Regions from separate parts of the Homo sapiens genome. Here region 1 is linked to region 2. The links are chromatin loops, found by intact Hi-C in ENCODE. Cell type or tissue: Calu3. All regions are shown on one strand. Links, peaks and the distances in the headings refer to the core of each region. The heading gives the core; the rest is flanking DNA. Region 1 has its middle 5.8 kb from the start of AMOTL1. Region 2 overlaps PIWIL4-AS1 (PIWIL4 antisense RNA 1).

Region 1 (2,923 bases), core at 174-2,673, 140 kb after region 2:
CAATATTTCTGAATGAATGAATGAACCATTATAGTTCTCACATACTTTGCCTTCTTTCAAACTTTATTGTCCTTTCAGTTAATCCTCTGTTTAGGACTTAATTTTTTTCTTTTTTCTTTTCTTTTTTTTTTTTTTAGACAGAGTCTTGCTCTGTTACCCAGGCTGGAGTGCAGTGGCGTGATCTCGGCTCACTGCAACCTCCGCCTCCCAGGTTTAAGTGATTTTCCTGCCTCCGTCTCCTGAGTAGCTTGGATTACAGGCACCTGCCACCATGCCTGGCTAATTTTTGTATTTTTAGTAGAGACAGGGTTTCACCATGTTGGCCAGGCTGGTCTCCAACTCATGACCTCAAGTGATCCGCACCCCCTGGCCTCCCAAAGTGCTGGGATTACAGGCATGAGCGACTGCGCCTGGCCCAGGACTTTATTTTTTCTAGTTATTTCTAATTTTTTTCTAGTTATTTTTAATTATTCCTCTCTCTCTCCCAATCCATACTTTGGACTTTTCTGAAGACTTGTACCTAGCATGATACTGGCTCTATGGCTGAGATGCAATAAATGCTTTCTGATTTCTTGATCAATAACTTATAGAACATTTAAGACATGAATTTTAACTTCTTCCCTCACTTTGAGTTTATGCTGTAAAACAAATTTTTCTCCTGAATGGAACCATCTAGAGTGTCTGGAGCCATTAGGAATGGTGAGAATTTCCCCACTTCTCTGTCTTTCCTTGGCTTTTAAAAAGGTGTAAGACCTGTTGGTCTGTAGTGCATATTCTGGAGAGAGAAGAACTAAAATTGCTGAACAGGTTGTGGAGGGGTCATTTCTCTCACTGTTCTTTCTATGAACTGAAAATATATGTTTTCAGTATAAACATCCAATAATTACTTTCAAAATGGGGATTACAAGGGTTCTTTAGGGTGAACATTCTGAACTTCAGCTATTGTGAAACTCCTTATTTTTAATAGTGGCTTTATGTTGTTTTAGAAACTCAGTATGATTCCAGTTTTAGAAACAAAAATGTGTCTATATCATCACTGGAAATCAGAGAGGAAAACATGATTAGTTTTTTTGCTCATGAAAAGAGGAAAGGGAAGCAATCATAATAGAATGATATATTATAGGGTGGATGGAACTGAAGCTGCTATTAGTATGCAATTAGATTCACCCAGTATCTCAATGGAATGATCAATATGATTAGAAGCTTGGGAGCTTCTTTTAAAGTGGGTAACATCAATTAATCAACTAACTCAGTGGTTCTCAATCAGAGGCAATTTTGCCCCCTAGGGGACATTTGGCAATGTCTGGAGACAGTTTTTGTTTTCATAAATGAAGGTAGAGGGGGTGGTTGCCACTGGCATCTAGTGGGTAGAGGCCATCCCTACAATGCACTGGGCAGTCTCTCACAACAAAGAATCATCAGCCCCAAATGTCAGAGGGCCAGGGTTGAGAAACCCTGCAATAACATCAGCCAAAAAAGTATTATGAGTTTTCAGTACTCCCAAGGTTTCCGTAGTAGTAGTAGCAAATAATGTTTAGAATAACTGTCATGTATCGAATATCTACTCCATGTCGGAATCTTTATATTTACAGCTGGTCTGTCTCAGTCCGGGTCTGACACCAGTTTGTTTGGGGCCAACGTCTCTACTCTTCTTCCTTACCCCATTTGGTACAGGTGCATTTTCTCTGGACATCAGCATATCTATCCTCAGTTTCTTGTGTTTATATAGATAAAATTATGTGTTTAGTGCATATTAGGTAATATGCTTACAGGAGAAAGCAGTCAAGCCAGAAGAGACTGGTGTGTCACTATGGGTGTGAAACGAAAAACATCCCGACAAACAGGCCTCAGATCTATAACTTAACGATCCCGCCAAACTACCTATGTAGCATGGTAGCACAGAGCCTGGTCCTCAGTAGGTACTTAATAAATATTTGTTGGGAAACTTTTTTCATAATCCACACAGAGTCCTTGATAAGCTTCAAATGGAGCAGGGTGTTCAAATGATCTCTTCTGTTGCATAACATTTTATTTGTTCCAGGAGCAGTTTCTTCATCCACAGGCACCTGATATTTCCAGAACTACACAAGTGTCGTACCTTGTGTATCTTCCCACTTGCCCTCCACATTGTCCTCCTTTTTGTTTTTCATTCTTTCACTCTGAGACCATCTGGTCCTGACAAAGGCTCATCCCCTTGCCCTTTCCTCTCCTTACGACAATGTACACTCAGTACTCTCTGCTTTAGACACTGCCAGTATTCCCTGAATTATGCTCCTGCCAACAGTTTGCAGGGCAGGGCATGTGTCAGAATCTTCAGAGGAGGCATGTGCTGTGTGAAAAAGCTTATTTGAGAATATTATTTTATATTTAGAAAAAGGCAGGAAAAAACACACTAGAGTTGACCCTTGAACAATGCAGGAGTCACGGGCGCTGACCCCCTCACACAGTTGAAAATCCAAATATAACTTCTGACTCCCCAAAAACTTAACTGCTAATAGCCTACTGTTGACTGGAAGCCTTACCGATAATATAAACAGTTGATTAACACATATTTCATATGTTATATGTATTAATACTGTATTCTTACAATAAATAATAAGCTATAGAAAAGAAAATGTTATTAAGAAAATCACAAGGCAGAGATGATCATCATAAAAGTCTTCATCCTTGTCATCTTCACATTGAGTAGGCTGAGGAGGAGGAAGAAGGGGGTGGGTTGGGCTTGCTGGTTCAGGGTGGCAGAGGTGGAGGAAGATCTGTGTGTAAGTTGACCTGCACTGTTCAAACCTGTGTTGTGCAAGGGTCTGCTGTATTGCCATTGTAAAACAGAGAACTGAAAGAAAAGGTTGGAAAAAAACTTCTCACCTGGTGATTATATAGGGGTTTATTAACTCTGGGGTTGATGTGACCATTTGATGTTTAT
Region 2 (2,923 bases), core at 127-2,626:
TTTTGCAAACCTCTCGTTATCTCTACCTTCACCTAACGGCATCTGTACCCATAGACTCTGCCTGCCCTTCCCTTTATTATGAGTGCAGCATGTCTGTTCCTATAAGGCGCTCCACCTCTGTACTAAATCTCAATCCCTCTGACCTGTGAAGGATGCTGCTCTAGCAGTTCTCCCTTCTCCTTTCTGCATCATCAGTTTTCTCTCTCACTACTGGCTCATTCTCACTGGCATTATAAATATGCTGTTATTTCTCTCATCTTAAAAAGCCATTTCCTCTAGCTTCCACCCCATTGCCTGGCACTTCTTTACAGGAAAAACATCGCAAAAGAAGAGTCTGTGCTTGATGTATCCAATTCTGTATTCCAATCACAATTTCACCACAACCACTACAGCAAACTTGCCTTAGTCAACACCACCAATAACCTCCACTTTGCTAAATCCAATGGTCACCTCTTGGTCCTTGTCTTGCTTGACCCAGTCAATCATTTCCTCCCTCTGAGACATTCTTTATTTGGCCTGTAGAATAACACTCTCCTGATTTCTCTCCTACTGCATATTGATCACTCATGCTGTCTCCTTTTGTGGCTTTTCCTCATCTTCTCAACCTTTTCATGTTGGAATGCCCCAGGAATGAGAATACAGCTACATGCAAAAGATATTTTGATGAGGGATAGATCAGAGTTCAAATTCTGCTTACCACGGGAAGGTCTGTGGAAGTCTGCAACAAAGGGTGGCAGGAGAGTGGCAAGTGCTCTCTGGGGACAAGGGAAGCAGGCCACAGGAGGGATGCCAATGCACAGGTTACATCACTTTGCACTGAAAATATTCTTTTCCTATTTGAGAGTTTTGTCCAGACATAGTAGAAATGCACCCAACAGGGGTCTACCAATAATAGGATAACCATTTTGTGAAGCATGAGGGTGGAGGGGACTTAATAAGTTTCAGGGCCAGTGCCATGCCTACATATACACATTTAATCTCCACAAGAACTGTATAAATTAGGTTATAATGACCATTTCAGATGGTAAAGCTGGGGATTAAAGATACCACGTGACTCACTGAAGTTTATGAGATTAATAAATTGTGGAGCTAGAATTTGTCCTCAGGTTTGTTTGCAAAACCTGTAAGATGAACCAAAAGAGTCTACACCCTTGATAAAAGATACTCTAAGATTTAAAAAATTTCTCCCAGAGCACTAATGTGAGGTAGTGCCTTATGGGATTTAAAGATGGCATTATATGGCGGGCACCTGTAGTCCCAGCTACTCGGGAGGCTGAGGCAGGAGAATGGCGTGAACCCGGGAGGCAGAGCTTGCAGTGAGCCGAGATTGCACCACTGCACTCTAGCCTGGGACGACAGAGCAAAACTCTGTCTCAGAAAAAAAAAAAAAAAAAAAAAAGATGGCATTATATAGCAAGTCTTTGGAGACAAGGCACTGATCCAATTCAAGGTGGTGGGTTTTGTTTTTGTTTATCTTGTTGTTTTCTTCCTTCAAAGTAGAACGGTGATATAAATCCCCACTACCTAACCAGCCAGCTTGTATAAATCCACACGAAACATTTTGATTAGGCAATACAACCTTCTGCAGAGCGCCCACCCACCCTTTTAAGTACTGCCCCAGGAAATGACTTCTTACCCCTTTAACCCACCAGAGGGCACACAAGGACTGCTGTGTGAATAGAGTCCTTCATCATGGCAGTGTCATAGGCTTCAACAAACAATTTCAGGTAAACTCCTAGAGGGCAACATGGGACTAAGAAATCTTCATATGAGCTCTGGTTCCAGCACGTTTGGTTGTCAGATGTGATAACTTCACTTTCTGGGACTCAGTTACCCAATCTGTAATATGAGAGGGCTTGGACAAGACCAGTGGTGCCTAATCTTGAGAAGATTAGAAGTTCCCATGTTTAAAAGCTTTAGAACAAAAAAATAGAGATGCCTGGGTCTACCTCTCAAAATAGTGATTTAAATGGTCTGAGATGGGGCCTGATCATCCGAATATTTTAAAAGTTCTCGAAATGGTTCTGATGTTCAGCCAGGGCTGAGGAATACTGGTTTAGATAATATATGAGACCTATTTCAGCTTCACGTTATGTGATTGCCACCTCTCACATGCATTAATTAGTTTTCCTTAGGCTACCAAGGACAAAGAGGAAAGGGAGCCTGTGCCAGGCTTCAGAGCAGCACTGGATTTGAATCCTAGAACCACCACTTATAGTCGTGTGACATTGGGCAAGTTACTTAACCTCTCTGAGCCTCAGTGTATCTACTTGTAAAAATGTCTAACAATGTCTGCATTGTAGAGTTATTGTAAGGATTAGAAATGTCAAATCTGAAGTATCTGGCCTTAATAAAGGGTATCATCTTATTAGACCTGAGGAGAGGAAATGAATCAAATGGCACAATTTAGTTAACAAATAGTTATGGGTTTCTATTATGTGCCAGGCACTGTACTAGATTCTGAATTCTACAATTCTACTTAAGGGAAAGCTTAATATTGTCTCTAGAAATAAACAATCTACCAGTTCCTATTTTATAGAAAGGATTTTGTAGTTTTTCTTTTATTTTGAGAACTGAGGGAGAGACTCTGGAAGAAAGTATACTTTAAATACATTTCTGTGGCCACCATGGAGTGGCCCATCAGATTATCCTTTAAAAGAACCTTCTGCAAGGAGCATAGTTGGCTGACAGCCTCTAAATGCTACAGCTTCAGGATCCACCACAGGGGTGATGAGACCATACCCTCCCCAGACTGATTCTAGCCCATTACTGAGCACAGGAGAGGTAATAGATCTGGGTTGTTTCTGCCCAACATGGGACTCCACTATTAGTCTCTGATAGGTAATATGCTGTGTTTAGCTCTGTGTCCCCACCCAAAGCTTATGTTGAATTGTAATCCCCATGTGTTGGAGGAGTGGCCTGG

Evidence for each region. Hi-C counts contacts between places; a loop is a spot of excess contacts. Peaks named below come from ENCODE experiments on the same cell type or tissue, not always from the same donor. Only the 100,000 strongest peaks of a DNase experiment are listed, where the experiment ranks them.
Region 1: it touches region 2 in a loop (10-fold over the local background); 59 of 110 quality-filtered maps call a loop at or near these places.

The regions. Positions count from the first base shown.
Region 1 is chr11:94,761,073-94,763,995 of GRCh38, forward strand. It overlaps a transcript of AMOTL1 not described here. Among named protein-coding and RNA genes, the nearest start is that of AMOTL1, 5.8 kb to the right of the region's middle. In Calu3, for the core only: a CTCF peak has its summit at 1,312 (motif pointing left); a DNase peak (open chromatin) is centred at 1,319.
Region 2 is chr11:94,621,660-94,624,582 of GRCh38, forward strand. All of the region lies in intron 4 of PIWIL4-AS1 (PIWIL4 antisense RNA 1), which reads right to left. Among named protein-coding and RNA genes, the nearest start is that of LINC02700, 15 kb to the right of the region's middle. In Calu3, for the core only: a CTCF peak has its summit at 1,668 (motif pointing right); a DNase peak (open chromatin) is centred at 1,652.